Regions from separate parts of the Homo sapiens genome. Here region 1 is linked to region 2. Evidence: chromatin loops called from intact Hi-C (ENCODE). Cell type or tissue: heart left ventricle. All regions are shown on one strand. Links, peaks and the distances in the headings refer to the core of each region. The heading gives the core; the rest is flanking DNA. Region 1 overlaps FRMPD4 (FERM and PDZ domain containing 4). Region 2 has its middle 57 kb from the start of FRMPD4.

The links. A loop is a pair of places that touch in the nucleus more often than their neighbours do. Peaks named below come from ENCODE experiments on the same cell type or tissue, not always from the same donor. Only the 100,000 strongest peaks of a DNase experiment are listed, where the experiment ranks them.
Region 1: it touches region 2 in a loop (6-fold over the local background); 38 of 110 quality-filtered maps call a loop at or near these places.

The regions. Positions count from the first base shown.
Region 1 is chrX:12,692,641-12,702,228 of GRCh38, reverse strand. It overlaps FRMPD4 (FERM and PDZ domain containing 4), which reads right to left. Exons shown (of 17, transcript NM_001368397.1): 9 at 7,775-7,894; 10 at 219-355. Among named protein-coding and RNA genes, the nearest start is that of PRPS2, 94 kb to the left of the region's middle. In heart left ventricle, for the core only: no CTCF peak of the experiment used is centred there; no DNase peak of the experiment used is centred there.
Region 2 is chrX:12,076,698-12,086,285 of GRCh38, reverse strand. It overlaps a transcript of FRMPD4 not described here. Among named protein-coding and RNA genes, the nearest start is that of FRMPD4, 57 kb to the left of the region's middle. In heart left ventricle, for the core only: a CTCF peak has its summit at 5,845 (motif pointing left); no DNase peak of the experiment used is centred there.

The sequences.
Region 1 (9,588 bases), core at 2,615-7,614, 620 kb before region 2:
GTTTTAAATATGTCCCTCATCTTAACTACAATGCTCTAAAGGTGGATTAGAAATGGATCTCTTCTGCCAGAAATGAGCATGATATTCATACATTTTGCCACTGGCGAATGAATGCTTTGACACAAACAAGATCAATTTTGGACAAATAACAAAAATACACCCGGGCTAAGGGAGGCGGCATGTCTGTCTCCGAAATGGCGCTGAGAGTCAACACTTACTCGATGTATTTGAGGGAGATTTTCTGCGTTTGCTTGGTGGTAACGGTTGCAATGTACATTTGTAATGCGGCCAGCCGCAGGGCTATGTCATATTTCAGCTCCGGCCCAAATCGCTCCTGAACCACATCGTTACAACTCTGCGAAGAGACCAGCAGGGGGCACAGCTTGTCAAAGAATAGGCCGCAGCGCGTGGACTTACAGAACAGGTGACATACATTTCCCGAGTGATTCAACCTTCACTTCCCAGGCAAGGAGGCTAAATGTGGAAACATCTCCACCGTGCTGCTTGGAAACGAGTCAGTATTGAATTGCAAGCGCAAACACAGAGACCACACAAAACATTTAGCATTCATCGACGAGCTGCTATTTAAATATTTAGCTTTTTGTAAAAACAATTAGGAATTTAGGTATGAAATTTCCAAACACAGGTGCCGCAGTTGAATGCACACAGCATTGATAGCATAATGTGGCTTCTGGAGTTAGGCTGCCGGAATTGGAATCTTAGGCTTGAAACTTGTTTCTCCACTTCATTAGGGGCACAAACTTGGGCACCTTCTTAATTGTCTGTGCCTCAGTTTTCTCTTCTGTAAATTGGGGATAATACTGCTCCCTCTTCACTGGGTTGTGGTGACCATTAAATGAGTGAACCATGAAAAGTTCTTAGAATCCCAGCACTTTGGGAGGCCAAGGCGGGTGGATTACGTGAGCCCTGGAGTTCAAGACCAGCCTGGGCAACATGGCGAAATCCAGTCTCTACAAAAAACACAAAAATTAGCTGGGCATGGTGGTGTGTGCCTGTAGTCCCAGCTACTAGGGAGGCTGAAGCAGGAGGATCGCTTGAGTCCAAGAGTTTGCGGCTGCAGTGAGCCTTGATCACACCACTGCATTCCAGCCTTGGCAAAAGAGCAAGACCTTGTCAAAAAAAAAAAAAAAAAAAAAAAAAGAAGCCAAAACAAAACCCCAAAAGCTCTTAGAACCGTACTTGGCAGGGTGTAAGCCCTCTTACATGTTTACTACTGTCACTGCTAACATCATTCTCCTCCTCCTCCTTATCAGCCACAGCAGCTGCAGGGAGGCAGAATTAGCACGGTGAGTGAGCACAGTGGCTTGGGACTCATATCCACCTGTTCTGGCGTTCTGCCTTTCCCAGTGGCTACCTGTGTAAGTAATTTTAGACCATTCACTTTAACTCTTGCAGCCTCAGTTTACTCATCTGTGCAAACGGGATTCATACTATCTCACTGGAGTGGCTGGAGGATTAGATGAGGTGCACATCAAGTGCTTTATCACAGCACATTGGTACCTTGGATAAGGGGAGCTATTGAACTCCTCTGTTCACTTCAATGGCAACTGCCCTGCTTTTTCAAGTGCCTGACTTTCTGGGAGTCATTCCTCCTCTTTCAGCCTTAGTTTGTTCATCTGTAGAATAAGGTCACCTATCTCACAGGGTTTGTTGTGGGGATCAAATTGAAGAGTGGCTGAGAGTGTGTCATCAAGTGTAAAGTGCTGCATGGGAACAGAGGTTGGCTTTGGAGTAGTATCCTCACTTACTGCTTAGACACAAGGCAGTGAGCTAAGTGCTGCTGGGAAGCGCTGCATTGCTTAGGCATATTCTACACGTGCGTTCACTTACTTTTGTTATGGGAAACTGGATTCCTGGGCTAGAAAATATGGTATTTAGCTTCTTTCTTATTTCCTCCTTTTCTTTATTCTTTGGCTTGCCCCAAGAATATTTTGTTGGAGCTCAAAAAACAATATCCCAAAATGAAGGCCTCAGAAACAAAAGTATTTCTTTGACCTTCTCCTGCCCTCCTGTTTTTTAATTTCTGTTATCCCTGGAGGCTAGCCATAGAAACTAGAATCCCTCTTCCCCAAGGTGGGTCATAGAAACTAGAACCCCCTTTCCCCAAAGCCAGCCTTAAAACCTAAAAATATGACTCTAATTTTCCCTCTGCCCTGTGTAAAGACTGGCCATAAAGAAATTATCTGACCAACATGGTTTGATTGTAGGTCATAAGACTCCCATTCCAGAAAGGGTCCTGCCCCACACCCAGAAGGAAGGAACGCTGCTCAGAGAGGCCAAGAAGAATCTAGGCCTTGCTAGGTTTCTTCATTCAGTCCGTTAGCATTAGGTCAGGCCCTTTTAGTCCAATCCTATTTCTACATGGCTATCCATACTTTGTTGAACATTAGCATAAAAATGGACAATTTCCCTTGTATCTTTGGGATTTCATTCTGAAGGCTCCCATGGATATACGTTAAATATATTTGTATGCCTTTTCTCTAATTCATTTGTCTTTTTTGACTTGATTTTTTAGTGAAACTTCTGTGGGCCCTTGGCCTCAAATGAAAAACTATATCAAGATTTGCTTGCCTCCTTTCCAACAGAAGCACATTTATAACCGCTTCCTATATTGATTTTACTAAAATAGGAACATATACCCCTGGATGGCTTCTGCATACAATATTTACACTGTGCACACTCACCCATGCTGCACCGGTGCTGTGCCGTGCGTGCACGCTCTGTATCCACGTGCCATGGGTGCATGTCTCTCAGCCCATCACTTCACTGCTAAGAGTGAAGTCACATTCTCTCACCTGTTCATCCCTAATGTGATCTTCCACCTTTGCTTCTCCTTAAAATCTTAAACCTATTTGGATTGCACAGCACCCCTTGTCAGAAGTGGGTCTGTCCAGAGACAGGAGATAGGGTGGTCTGATTTAAGGCAGCCTCCGAGAGCAATTACAGGCTGCCATTTTGTTTTGCTAGTCTTGGGTTTACCAGTTATTTCCAAGTGCTCAGGGTTGTCCACATGAGCTCCAAGGGGTTGAGAGCCTAGATAGGGTCATTTTATACAGTCCCATAAAGGATGGGGTGAGAAAACCATTGGCACAGTGAGGAATCAATTTTTTGAGAAATCATTTTGATAAATCATTTTCTTCAGCAACTGCTATGCCATAATGGATTGAAAGAGGATTTGGGCATAGAATTTAGAGACAAAAGCCCCAGGTTTGATTCTAAGTTCTGTCAACTTCTAATAAAATGACCTCGAACATGGCATTTCATCTCTCTTCAGCCTCAGTTTCCTTATCGGAAAAATGGGTTAAGTCTCAAAAACAACTAACTTGAGAGTTAGCAATGAACTCGCAAGGTTGCCATGATACCTGTAAATATGTTTCATGAAATGGAAGATACTTGATAAAGATTAGCCATCACTATTACTTCTCCTAAGAGTCATAGCTGGGACCATATTTCCCATCACTGCTTTACCCTGTATTTAACTAGGCTTCTGGATGAATTTTTTGACAAGGTGATTAATTACATGATATAATTAGTTCAGACTGATCCTGGAGAATGAAATTTGGAACATATATATATATTCCAAATATATATATATTTGGTACTAATCATGCTTTTATTGCTCTCAACTGTATTACTTAAAATACAGTTATACAAGCAAATGGGTAGTATCTGTTTTGCTAAATAGAGGTCCCAAAAGGCTCCACTTGAGGCTTCCAGAATGTTCATTTATAACTAACATGTTAGATCTTAAAAAGGAAACCAATAGTACTATAGTATTTGAAAACATTTTGGAGCCTCTTAGGTCTTACTCATTTGCTAATTGACATAACAGTCTTTTTCTTAACAGATAGTGGACAGGTAAATGTCAGTATAGCCCGTTGTAATGATAAATTTGAACAATCTGGACTATTAGCATTTATTGTTAATATATATGCTAAAATCTGTAAAATATGTCATGGACCATTAAGAACTAGGAGATTAATAGATATTACTATTGCAACTTCTGTTTTCATGATTCATCTAGTCAATGGCTACTGTCCTCATTAGGAGCCCACTAAGTTAAATTGATTTTATCTTTGTAAAGTGATACATGTTGCTCCTGCTTACTCTTTTGTTCTCTAGGCTTGTTTTATTGCATCTTTTTAGTATCTTGAAATCAACATGGGCACCCAGACACCATTTGCAGATCTGTTGACTTATATTAGATGTTATTTTAGACTTATGGTAGCACGCATTCTGTGATACAAGGCATTTCAAAGAAGAGGGTCTGAGGCAAAGACATTCTGATTTCCTGTTTCAGCGGAGGATATATGACAGTTGCTTTATTTTGGTCTTTATTGCCTACCATACCTGTTTTTCTATTTTTCCCCCTCTGGCTATGCCTTGAAGAGGTGGCTAATTCACTGCCTATTTTATACCCAAGGCAAGAAAGCAGAAACATCCTCAGTCTTTTTCTGTTAGTCCCTGGGCAAGATTTCCAGACACATTTTCGTGTTCTGAGGACAGTCTCACATGTATAAAACATGTGTCTGTTGAATAAGAAAGATCTCCCTAAGCTATATTAGATTTGTGCAAACACACCTTAAACAGAACTGGGTTTAGCTGTACTCCTTGTCTACTTAAGAGGTCTCCTCTCCCCAAGACAAATGCAACCACATTGTTCTTTTATAAATGCAATGGACTCGTGATGTTTAAATGGAAGCAGAGTAAAATAGTTTTAAAGCACCATCTTGTGAATGGGGTGAGTATATAATTATAGAGAAAAACCACTGAATGCACTCACTGTCTACAGCGACTACTGACCAGCGCCTATAACTATTTATTTGCAACTAACAATGTAGCACATGATCTGAGCTGCAGTAGCAAAGCCCTGGGTTGGTTTTCAGCAGGGACATGGGGAAGATGCAGTAACAGATCAGCTGAGAATCAGGCTCTGTTTCATGCAGTCACGCCTGCTGGGGACAAGGAGATATTGTTGACAAGTGAGGGGTCCAGGTGATCAAAGCTTAACATTTAAAAAACCCAAAACGTGGCAGTTTCGTTGTTCGGGGTGGAAAATATTTTAAAGCACACTACACATTTCTTTACTTGGTCAACAGGGTTCATTGAACAGGACTTGACTTTTCCCAATGATGTAGGGTTATCTTCATGAACATTAATCATCCCACTGAGCTGTAAATACCACAGTCTTCCAAAGACCACTGAGGTGGGGAAAATTTGACTGGCCTCACCCTGAGTGCCCCCATCTGCTAGAACATTCTTGTATGTTCTGTGTCTTTCCTGTCTGACTTAACCTGTGATCTTCAGGGCTTATTGCCACTTTAATTTATGTCACCATTCTTAACCTCTGATACCTACCTTGTCTAGTCTCTCTTCCATCTTCCGCCTACTTTTTTTTCTACCCAGCTTTTGAAGATTACAAATGTTTTGAAATATACAGGAAAGTATTGGAAATGGTAAAGCAAACACCAGTGTTATTAACTACCTAGAGTTAACAAATGCTTCTTTTTATTATATTTTTCTTACATTTTTGCTTTATATCTTTTATATATGGCTCCAGCAATCTTTGCCTTATACAGATATTCTCAAAGACAGTGTGTCTTTTTTTTTTTTTTTTTTTTGCTTCATTTTTGTTTTTTCTCTCTTTCTGGCAGTGGGGAGGGGGAGGTTATGTTTAGATTTGCAACCTCTTCGAGTAGTTAGTTCTACTGCTAGATGTCTAAGCTGTCTAAGGATTAGGTCAGTTGGTTCTTACTGTTTAATGTGATTATATTGGAAATTTAAGTGAGAGTAATAGGAAGCAGTTATAGTAAAATATAGGAACACCTCATAAATATCAACTTGGATAAATTCCCTTTGGGACAAACTACACCAGATACTCATTCCTGGAAACTTTCATCTTTGGGGAATTATAGCTCAGAATCAGATATCAGTCTGGAAAAGACTGTTCTCTTCAAGTTTTACCACGTTGAAATTAACAATTCAGTAAAATGAATATCACAATTTTACAGAATAATTTAAGCATCAAATGAATGAACAAATAAGTAAATAAAGGAGAAGGGAAAACTCTCATCATACCAATTAATAAATGCAGAAGCAATAATGAAATTAGAAAAATCATAATTTTCAACCACAATTATAATAATGGATTCAGATAAGAATAATCAATTAGGGCTGGGCGCGGTGGCTCACGCCTATAATTCCAGCACTTTGGGAGACTGAGGTGGGCAGATCACCTGAGGGTGGGAGTTCGAGACCAACCTGACCAACATGGAGAAACCCCATATCTACTAAAAATACAAAATTAGCCTGGAGTAGTGGTGCATGCCTGTAATCCCAGCTACTCGGGAGGCTGAGGCAGTAGAATCTTTTGAACCTAGGAGGCAGAGGTTGCGGTGAGCCAAGGCAACAAGAGCGAAACTCCGTCTCAAAAAAAGAAAAAAATCATCATTCAGTACTAAAACTAGTGGGTGAGAGTTTGATGAAGAAGATAATAAGAGTTACAGGCCGGGCACGGTGGCTCACGCCTGTAATCCCAGCACTTTGGGAGGCCAAGGTGCGTGGATCATGAAGTCAGGAGTTTGAGACCAGCCTGGCCAACATGGCAAAACCCCGTCTCTACTAAAAATACAAAAATTAGCTGGGCGTGGTGGCAGGCACCTGTAATCCCAACTACTTGGGAGGCTGAGGCAGGAGAATCACTTGAACCCGGGAGGCAGAGGTTGCAGTGAGCCAAGGTCATGCCATTGCACTCCAGCCTGGGTGACAAGAGCAAGATTCCGTCTCAAAATAAATAAATAAATAAAAAAAAAAGAGTTACAAAGTGACTCTCCACAAATTACTTTTTAATTACAAAAGGAATAGTAGTAGCTTTTGGGTGAATTCGGAGAACATCACCTTAACCAAGAGTCGAAGTTCATTTTGCCATTAAAGGGATAAACTGACATCATGTGCCTCTTGATGTGTTACACTGAGGACACAAAGTCACTCGCGTTGTTCTTCCCAAAATGTATGACATCAATCTAATCATAAGAAAACATCAGAGAAACCCAAATTGAGAGATTTCTATAAAATAGCTGACTAGTACTCCTCAAAACTATCAAGGTCGTGAAAGGCAAAAAAGGGCTGAGGAATGTTCCAGATTTAAGGAGATTAAAGAGACATGACAACTAAGTGCAAAATGGGATCCTGCAGTGCATCTTGTTCTAGAAAAAATGTATATATAAAAGACATTTTGAGGATAATAGGCATAATATGGATATAAACTGTAGATGAGATAATGGAAATGTATCAATGTTTACTTTCCTGATTTTGTTACTTGTATAATAATTGTATAAGAAAATGTCTTTGTTATTAGAAAACACACACTGAAGTATTTAGGAGTAAACCAGAATTATTTTGGTAATTGACCTTCATATGGTTTAGAAAAAAATTATATACATTTGTATGTGTATTTGTGTGGGCAGAGAAAACGTGTATATACTAAAGAGCAAGTAAATGTGGTAAAATGTTAACAACTGGTGAATCTGGGTGAAGGGTATAGATGACTACTCTTGCAACTTTTTTGGAAGTATGATGTTATTTCAAAATCAAACGTAAAAATAAAAAGAGCATCATAGAATTATCGTACGATTCACTGAGCTTGAGGTGGGGGACAAAAAAGAAAGATTTCAAGTTAAAGAATTCAGGGCAAAGCCCCAGAGTTAGTTTATATCACAACATTGATATAAAACATGCCAAAATTTTAACATACCTGAACATAGAGATACTCGAAAGCAACTGGATCTCTCCTTAAAAGGTCAATTGGATCTTTTGGGACGAAGCTAATTCGGAAAAGACATCTCATCTTATGGGAGCTGGGCCTCTGTGTCACCTGGAAGAGTAGACCAATCACACAAGAACCCTTCAGTGCTGACTGAGAAATGGCTGAGGGACACTGAAGCAGTCGACTTTTTTTGGACACTAAGGAAAGAATCAGCGGATATTCTTTTAGTATTTATAGATACTCATTCCCTGAAAACTACACATAACCTTGCCACTTAGGTTGGGTTCCCCAGAAGCAGACCCTGAGATGAGGGGTTGTGTGCAAGGGACTTATTAAGAAAGTGCTCCCAGGGGAGGCTAGTAAGGGAGTGGGGGAAGCAGGTCAGGAAAGAAGAGGAAGCCAAGCAAGGGTGCCTCCTCAGGGAACCCCAGCAGAGAGTAGCTATAGCCTGATCCTGCAGGAGACCATGGAGTGGTAGCTATACCACAGAGCTGCTGAGACCTCAGCCAAAGGAGCACTGATGAGTCATTCATTTAGAGCTGTCCCAGGGGATGTGAGTTTCCAGGTTTGGACACGATGGGCTCCGGTAGTCTGAGGGCAGTCCTTGGAAGAAGATCTGCAGATGCTGGCTGTTAGTGATAGCACCCCAAATCTATGTTGGGGAGTACAAAAAGGGGATCCAAAGAGACAGCAGAGAGATTGTCCAGTATGGTTTATTATTGCATAACATTGCTGTGTTTTGTTTTGTTTTTCCAAATTAGACTCCAGACTGACTATTGCAATGAAAACATGATAGTGTCAACCTTAGATGACATCACATTGGAAAGTAGGAAGACAGAAGTTTTGGCCCATGTAGTACACCAGATTCTACAAGTATTCAAACTACTCCAAACTTCTGATATCATGATGATATTGTTCCACTTGCTCAATGGAGCTTAAAATATACCACAGGTTCTTCAGGGTTAAGGACCATGGCTCATTTCAGTTTGTTTTCATTTTATACAGCATAATATGTGTCACATACTAGAAGTTCGTTTCTTAATTCCTTTTGCAACAAAAGGAAATCAATTAATAAATAATAATAGGTGTTTAATAAACACTTGAATGAATGAAAGACATTGGACTCTAAGAAAGAAGGCAAGAGCTCATCGATTTCCCTTCAAGGAGTCAACAAAACAAAATGAAAACCATGCAGCATGAACCAACACAGTTGTGTGTAATACTCTTATGCAGGGGACAGATCTGGCAATACAAAAATGTGAGCTGCAATTAAAAAATTTAAAATAAAATAGCTTTATTGAGTCCCGTGGTGTGTGTATGCATGCATGTGTATGTATTTACAGTTCGCTAACTTTGTTGAACAGAAGAATTCCAATGGAAAAAGACACCCTACTTGTACATATGTGGGCATCCTGAGTAGTCACACCAGCTTTCTGGCTGTGGGCAGGCCTGCAGAGCCGAGTGGATTCCTGAGACTTGAGGGCTATGGGCTACTTATCACTGGCTGAGGGTAAAGCAAACCAGGAATAAAGAAATTGGGGACACTAAGAGGCCACTAGTGCTGGCCAGCCTTGCTGTTGTGTTTCACAGCGACTTCATGAGCTATTTTGCCAGAAGGTTTGTCCTGGTGTGTTAGAAAGTCAGGAATCACTATATCTCTGACTCCTTTAATTACTGGTTCAACTTTTCTTTCTTGAATTTTCCATAAGCCATCTTATCTTGAGTTTACTTTTAGTATCAGAAGGTTACACTGGTTTTGGGAAATGAATTAACGTAATGCAAAAAGGTTGCCTCAAGCCATT
Region 2 (9,588 bases), core at 2,932-7,931:
GTTTTAGAGCCTTCAACACTCTAAAGAAATTTGTATACCCACAAGAAGAAGGTAAGTACACAGCATTTCTATAACATTTAACTACAGAACCATTTCCTCCCTCTGCCTACATTTTAGTGTGTGTGCTTTTGTGTGCATGTAAAATCTCACAGGATATATCCCCAAAAGCATTCACACACACACACACACACACACATACACACACACGCACACAGACACAGGCAGATATGCAAATGACTAGAAAATACTCAAATATAATGCTGTCTATAAATGGTAGTAGTTATATCAATCATTATTATATAATAGGTTTAAGAGTGTTTTTCTTCTATAACTTTTATTGTTTGAAAATAATTTTTAAAAGATAAAAAATAGGCAGAACAGCCAGCATGTATCTGTCCAATCTCAGAATTTTTTTTTGAGACAGAATTTTGCTCTGTTGCCCATGCTGGAGTACAGTGGTGCAATCACAGTTCACCACAGCCTCAACCTCTTGGGCTTCAGTGATCCTCCCACCTCAGCCTCCCAAATAGCTGGGACTACAGGTGCACACCACCCCTGGCTAATTTTTATATTTTTTGTAGAGATGGGATCTCACTATGTTGCCCAGGCTGGTCTTGAGCTCCTGGGCTCAAATAAGCCTCCTGCCTCAGTCTCCCAAAGTGCTGGGATTACAGGCACGAGAAATCATGCCCACATGTCCAGCATCCAGAATTTTTTAATTTTAATTTTAATTCACTAATTTCTTTAAGAGACAGGGTCTTGCTCTGTTGACCAGGCTGGAGTGCAGTGGTACAATCATAGTTCATTGCAGCCTCAAACTTCTGAGCTCAAGAGATCCTCCCACCCACCTCAGCCTCCAGAGTAGCTGGGACTATAGGTATGAGACACTGCATCTAGCTATTTTTTTAAAAAAATTCATTAAGGGGTATTATTCATAATACAATCAGATCAATTAATGTTTTTCAGTATTCAAAAGATACTCACAGGTTTCTATAAAACATAAGCCCTCTCAGACATTTAAATTATATTTTAATTTTACAAAATAGAAATACACATGTTTAGTGCAGTAATTGCCGTATGGTAGATCCACATGAAGACTTTAATTCAACTCTTTGAAGTCACATTTACTGAATAAAATTGCCATCTGGTGGTATATCTGCTATTATGGGGCATTAGTAAACACCATTATGAGAGTTAATTGTTTAATTGAGATTAGTATCTATCTTGTGATTTCTTTTATTCCCAGCACTGAGTTTTAAATATACTGGGTTGAGACTATAGGCATTTTATCCATGCTGTTTTTTATTTTCTATTCTTCCATTATTTCTGATCCCCTGATGATATCCAAACAACTGTCTTTTCCCCAACACTTTTCTCGCTCTACCAAAATTTAAAATGTCACATTAGAGTTTGTCTGAAGGCTTTTATGTCGTCAATGTGCATATTCTCCTGTCCAAATCCATGTGCCATCAAATCTTCCATACACAAGGGGATCTCGCTCTTAAGTAATTGGTCTTTCCAAAGCTTCCAACCAATGTGGCTTCTTTCTTCTGGAATTTTCCTATGTAAGAAGATGCTTTTAATTATCAATTATACCATTCTGCTTTTATTCACAGAGAAGAGGCAAGAAATTTCAAAATCCATGCTTATTTGTTGTCCTACTATGTTGGAAAATGTTCATTATTTTAAATAATGACCCACCAAAGATTTTGGCTTTATTTTGATAATCAGAAATAAGATTCTTAATACTAACATCAGAAATTCTCCATCACTCCTACAGAGCACCCAAATTATTTGAATATTCCATCTGTTTACTCATTCTGAAATATAAGTGTATTAGTTTTTTTTTCACATTGCTGACAAAGACATACCCAAAACTGGGAATAAAAAGAGGTTTAATCGGACTTACAGTTCCACATGGCTGGGGAGGCCTCAGAATCATGGCAGGAGGCAAAAGGCACTTCTTACATGGTGGCAGCAAGAGAAAAATTAGGAAGAAGCAAAAGCGGAAACCCCTGATAAACCCATCAGATCTTGTGAGAGTTATTCATTATCATGAGAATAGCACAGGAAAGACCAGCCCCCATGATTCAATTACCCCCCCCCCCACTGGGTCCCTCCCATAACACATGAGAATTTTGGGAGATACAATTCAAGTTGAGATTTGGGTGGGGACACAGCCAAACCATATCATTCTGCCCCCTGGCCCCTCCAAATCTCATGTCCTTACATTTCAAAAGCAATCACGCCTTCCCAACAGTCCCCCAAAGTCTTAACTCATTTCAGCATTAACTAAAAGTTGACAGTCCAAAGTCTCATCTGAGACAAGGCAAGTCCCTTCCACCTATGAGCCTGTAAAATCAAAAGCAAGCTAGTTACTTCCTAGATACAATGGGGGTACAGGCATTTGATACATACAGCTGTTCCAAATGGGAGAAATTCGCCAAAACAAAGGGGTTACAGGGCTCATGCAAGTCTGAAATCCAGTGGGACAGTCAAATTTTAAAGCTCCAAAATGATCTCCTTTGACTCCAGGTCTCACATCCAGGTCATTCAGATGCAAGAGGTGGGTTCCCATGGTCTTGGGCAGCCGCCCCTGTGGCTTTGCAGGGTACAGCCTCTCTCCTGGCTGCTTTCACAGGCTGGCATTGAGTGTCTATGGCTTTTCCAGGCACACAGTACAAACTGCCAGTGGATCTACCATTCTGGGGTCTGGAGGATGATGGCCTTCTTCTCATAGCTCCACTAGGCAGTACCCCAGTAGGGACTCTGTTTGGGGGCTCTGACCCCACATTTCCCTTCCACACTGCCCTAGCAGATGTTCTCCATGAGGGCCCCCACCTCTGCAGCAAACTTTTGCCTGGGCATCCAGGCATTTCCATACATCTTCTGAAATCTAGGCGGAGGTTCCCAAACCTCAATTCTTGACTTCTGTGTACCTGCAAGCTCAACACCACATGGAAGCTGCCAAGGCTTGGGGCTTGCACCCTCTGAAGCCACATCCCAAGCTCTACATTAGCCCCTTTCAGCCATGGCTGGAGTGGCTGGGACGCAGGGCACCAAGTCCCTAGGCTGCACGCAGCATGGGAACCCTGGGCCTGGCCCATGAAACCACTTTTTCCTCCTGGGCCTCCAGGCCTGTGATGGGAGGGGATGCCATGAAGGTCTCTCACATGGCCTGGAGACATTTTCCCCATGGTCTTGAGAATTAACATTAGGCTCCTTGGTACTTATGCAAATTTCTGTAGCCAGCTTGAATGTCTCCTCAAAAAATGGGTTTTTCATTTCTACTGCATCATCAGGCTGCAAATTTTCTGAATTTTTATGCTCAATTTCCCTTTTAAAATGGATTGCTTTTAACAGCACCCAAGTTACCTTTTGAATGCTTTGCTGCTTATAAATTTCTTCTGCCAGATACCCTAAATCATCTCTCTCAATTTCAAAGTTCCACCAATCTCTAGGGCAGGGGGAAAATGCCGCTAGTCTCTTTGCTAAAACATAGCAAGAGTCATCTTTGCTCTAGTTCCCAAGTTCCTCATCTTCATCTGAGACCACCTCATCCTGGACCTTATTGTTCATATCACTATCAATATTTTTGTCAAAGCCATTCAATAAGTGTCTAGGAGGTTCCAAACTTTTCCACATTTTCCTGTCTTCTTCTGAGCCCTCCAAATTGTTCCAACCTCTGCCTGTTACCCAGTTCCAAAGTCACTTCCACATTTTTGGGTATCTTTTCAGCAATACCCCACTTCTAGTACCAATTTACTGTATTAGCTCATTTTCATTCTCCTGATAAAGACATCCCCAAAACTGGGAACAAAAACAGGTTTAATTGGACTTACAGTTCCACATGGCTGGGGAGGCCTCAGAATCATGGCAAGAGGCAAAAGGCACTTCTTACATGGTAGTAGCAAGAGAAAAATGAGGAAGAAGCAAAAGTGGAAACCCCTGATAAACCCATCAGATCTCATCAGACTTATTCACTATCATGAGAATAGCACAGGAAAGACCAGCCCCCATGATTCAATTACATCCCCCTGGTCTTTCCCACAACATGTGGAAATTCTGGGAGATACAATTCAAGTTGAGATTTGGGTCATGACACAGCCAAACCATATCAATAAGCCTTTTGCAAAAAGAAAGGTGCTTCAGAATGCACATATACACACAACCACAGAGAAACACAATTCGACATTTTCAAAGACACAATAAACAAGGAATTAATTGCATCTCATATTATAATTTTATTTGGGTAAATATCTCATTTTGCTTTAACAGTTTATCAGTCTCCTATAGAAAATGACTTGTGTTTGACACTTGAAAGGAAAGAAAACTAAAAATATTGTCAATCGGGCTACATCAGATAATTTCAAAAGTATAACTCACTGACTGTCTGAATAATGTCACAGTGAGGGGAAAAATATTTATGGTGGCTCACTCCTCACATCATAAATTTCATAGGAATGAGGAAATTCATTTCATACAGAGCAGAGAATACTGATGAAATTTTCTAAGGTAGGAGCTGTCAATTTTGGTGCCATTAGGGAATTTCAAAGGTAATAAAAACATGAAAAGCACAACTCCTGAAAGGGTGGATGGCCATATATTTCTCCCTCCCCATTGGAATCTAAAATCATACCAAAAGAATTAAATAGAAGAAACTAGTATTCTAAAAGCAGTGATCTAAGTGTCATTCAGGGTGGGAAAGGTTTCAGTCAGCCTTGTTGTTCCTTATCAGCCTGTTACTAGATCTACAAACTTCCTTTCTCTCTGTTAAGTACATAGAGTATGTAAGACTCTATGGTCAAAGTCATGGCTGAGAAAGAAGTCATAAAAAAGAGAAACATCGAGTCATGACAAGTTCACCACTGATAAAACCATGACCTGAAAATCACCTGATGAAGACTGCTTTGCTCATATTAAACTGTAAGTAAGTAAATATATTGGCAGCCCTCCCACAGTGTAGCTTATGGGAAAATGTGAGTTGAAAAAAGAAAGATACTATTAGCCTAGAGGGAAGGAAAATGTTGTCAGCATTAACCTCAACCCAATTATAACACACAGGTTATATCTACAACCAAGATAAAAATAAATGCAACAAAGGAACGCTTATTATCATTCTCTGTGGTCTTAGCATATGAGGGGCCAGGGTTTCCTGCTGGGCAGCAGGTTGTAGTAAACCATAGTCTAGTCTTTGGGTCATGTGCTCTGTACTAGGTGATTTAGCTCATGAAAAGAACCAATTTGCAAAAGCAAGGAAAGATTTGCTGTGATAAAGTTTCCTGTAGGTAGCTTTAAATAAGCAGCCATTTAAATGGGAGGAAAGGCAAACAAATAGGTAAATAATTCACACTAGTTAAGTCTGGCACATTTTGGGGGAAGGTAATAAAATACAATATTGATGCCTTTATAAAGAAATAATTCAGCTTTTACATGGTTTAGCAGAGTTGCTGAAGAAACATATGACAGTATTGCATTGACCTTCTTCAGTTACCTAAAAAAGCAGCTGTAATCACTACTGAAAGAGACATGCTCATAAATTCTCTCTGAATTATAATTCCCAGATAATCACATAATACATAATTTCTAGAACCCTAGATGCTTCCTCTTATTTTTCTCCTAGGAATAACTGTCTTCTGTTCCTTCTACAGGTGCTGATATTTTCTTATGGTTTCAAGGTAGACTGTGTTTTTATTTTTTTGCTTCCAAGTTTTAGAAGTTCTACTGAGAGCTTTGTGTCTAGTTAAATGTCTTCTCACAGAAATCCACAGGCTTTTTCTCCTCACTTAAAATTTGCCAGGAGAAAAACCACCTCTAGCTGAGGGATGTAAGCCAAAAACAAGAGCACTCCCTGGTGGACATATGTGGTGATACCACCTAAATAGAAACATGGACCACTTTTTCACCAGGCTGTCAAGAAGAGGTGATTAGAAGGAGGACCACATATGTTATCGTCCAAACCAGAAAGCTTTTGAGAGTGAATGAAGATTTTGAAAATAATGACACCAGGAAAACAAGTGTAAACCAAGACTGCAATGTAAAACCATTTTAGGTATGAAACTTAGAAATAGTGAATCTATCCCTGGGTAATCAAAGTAAAGCAAGAAAAAGAATTTGCTAACTTATTATGGAGGGAAAAGTGGAGAGCCACAGAGTTGGCAAATAATGCTATCATCCTCTCCTCTCTTCATTCTATCTGCACTCAGAGAAAGAAGCGTGTTACTGATTAGAAGGATCTGATCTCTAAGAGTTTCCAAAAGTAACTGGCTCAGCAACAATTTTCAAAATGTAAAAACTTAATTTCTACACAAATGTGTTAATGATCCAAATGGCACATTAAGATGTATCCTTAATTTTACTTTTTATTTAAAGCCTAGAATGTAAAGAGACATTCATGTTTTTAGCCAGTTTATATTGTAGCAATAGATTATTAATAGGTCTCTATTTTAAGACCTTGGTTGCAGAATATATTTCAGTTAACGCTGCCAATAGCAGAATGACTTAAATAGGTAGGTCTAAGACTGCAGATGTTTACAAAATAAATGAAATCATCAGGTTATGAGTATAGCACTGGCAGGACCTAATACTACCTTGGCTTAGAGAAAAATATTACATAATGAAACAAAATAAATGGAAATAATCTTTCATGAGTGCCAGTACTTTAGATTTATGGGGTCATCTATACAAATTGCAATTTCTAATAGATTGCCAAACATGTGTCTGAGGACTTTCATTTCCAGTTGTGTACATTTTATTATTGGAAGGGCTAAAAAATAAAGTCTTAAAGTGTAAAAATGGGGACATAAACCTTTGGAAATGGATCTTGTGTACAGATTCATTAAAATAACTGTATCTTTCATCTGAGTTTTTATTAATGTTTAATTATATAAGTTGCAAAACTTCATTCTTTTTTAGTTAAATGTCCTGAGACTGTCAATGGTAAATAGATATTTCAACTACTAGGTACATTGTTGGTGTGGGGGGAGGGGGCGGCGGTGGAGAATTTCAATAAACATAGAGAACTTTTCAAATCAAATAAAAGTATGGCTTCTGGTGCTACAATACCATTATTCTACCATTATTTTATAGAAATGTGTAAAATATACATATTTTACAGATGAGGTGACCTGAGCATACAGAAATTATGGTCCAAATTAGGACTGGAACCCTTTAAACCCTAGTAGGCTGCCTGAAACCAGTTCTAAATTTCCAATTGCCTTAGATCATCAGTTGTAATGCAGTGGGAGACTCACAGCTGTGTTCATACCAATTTCACCCTAATTATGTTTCCATGAAATTACACTGCATGGATTTTACTGCAATCAAGAGACGCCCACTGTCTCCTTAATGGAAACCTGGGGAAAGACCCTGGCTTAGTGGATCTCAATTGAGGTTGATTATGCACCCCCACTTACCAAGCGACACTTTCCAGTGTCTGGAGACATTTTTAGTTGATACAACCAGAAAGGTGAGGAGTGCTACTGGTATGTGGTGTGCAGAGGCCAGGGGTGTTACTAAACATCCTACAATGCGCAGGGTAGTGCTCCACCACAAAGAATTATACAGATTCAAATGTCAATAATGTTGAGGTTGAGAAATACTGTCCTAGACATTAGTACTGTGTTTCTAAGTGATTTCTTAGGATGGAATCTGACACTTGATAATTAAACCAACCAAATTGACGTTAATGCTTATGGACTGTAAAATCAGATACCTTTACAATTATTTTCTTGATTGTGGAAATGTACTGCATCTAGAACTTGATGTTCCCTATTCAGAGGGTTGCAGAGTCTTTAGAAGGTGTTTGTGGTACAAGAAGAGAGGCAATAAATTCTGAGAGGCTCTGCTAAGAAGAAATGGCCAGTTTCATTCTTCATACCCCAAGGTGACCTGCAATGAATCCATTCTTGTAGAATCCCTTCCCCTTGAGTGTGGATGCTTCTAACCAATAGACAATGGAAAAGTTGCTGGGATGCTATTCGCATTATTATATTACATAATATAAGACTTCGCCTTAAAACACTAGAATGAGAAATTATCCTGCTGGCCTTCAAGAAGTGAGCTATCATGTTGTGAACTGCCTATGGAATAAGCCACATTTCTTGAAACCGTGGGAATCATCTAGGACCTGAAGACAGTCTCCATCTGACAGCTAGTGAGAAACCAAGGACTTTGGTTCTACGACCTCAAGGAGATGACTTCTCCCAACGGCCTGAGGGAACTTGGAGGAAGATCTTTCTCCAGTCTGGCTACAGGTGACTGTAGCCCTGGCTGACACCAGCATTGCAGGCATGTGAGGTCTTGAGCAGAGGACCTAGCTAAGCTGTGCTCAAACATGAGCCACAGAAACTGTAAAATAATGTGTGTTGCTTTAAGCCACTAAAATTGCAGTAATTTGTTATACAGCAACAGTGAATGAACACCCCATGGAGGAGCAGTGATTATGGCACTAAAGGAAAAGTGTGGAGCCATGTAATACTCTTCTTTATTGGCTGGACTTCCTGAGAGAGAGAGAGAGAGAGAAGTCTGCAGGTGATGCTTGGGGCGAGGAACAGCATAAAATGGTATCTAGAGACCAACTGGCAGCAGTGCATCAAAGAGAACTATGTATAGAAAATTCCACACGGTGTCAACAAACAGAAGTCTGGAAAGCCTCTAGATTTCACCCTTACCCACTTTCTCTGCAAAGTGGACAGGTCAGCCCTAAGTGGGTGAAAATATGAGAGATGCTTTTCCATTAGAAATGGCATGCCTTGGCCTGACACATAATACCCCTGGTGCACGAGTTTCATCAGTTCGGGAAGGAAATGTCAAGAAGGTGGATTTCTCTGTTTCCAGCTCAAAGCCCCACACTCCCTTCCTTGTGCCATTAGGAACCGAGGGACTGAATATAGTCTAATAGCAGTAATGCCCAGCCCTCCATCTAGGGTTCCAAGAGCAAGATTCAAAGAGAGGTCAGATGAAATAAAAAGATTCTGTCATTGCTACCTACTGGGAAGACAAGCAGAACAGTCCCAATTCAAAGTACACAAAACAGAACACAAATGTGGGGTCTAAACAAAAATGCTTATAACTGGAAACAGTAAATTTGCGATGGAGGAGGCAGATGATGTAAATAACCAGTGGAAGATTTATTCAAGTACACAAAAGAACATTTGACTCAAACTCTGATGGAAATATAAAGAAACATAAGCCCTGTAAAATCATGAGAAAAATGAATTAATAAAAAAAACAGAATGAGAGGAAAAGGGTGCTGGCAGAGCTGAGGAAATAATTTGAGAAGAAAAATGCAACGCTGTGCCACTATGAAAGAACTGGAGGCAGGGATAGTGTTTGGAAATGGTATTAAAATAATACAAACTTGAGGTGTATTATCCAGTCTGGAGGCATTCATGATGAACAAGGTTGAGTGCAGATTTAGGAAAGAGAGAAGAGAATGCAGAAAAAGGTCTGTTTGGAGGAGGGAGAGAATAAAAATAGAGTTGTTTTGTGGAATTTGAGCAAGGAATTCCTAGAAGCAAAAGCAGTTACCATCAAGGGCTAAGGAAAGGTCATCAATGCATAGATAAAGTGGTAGAAAATCTGCTC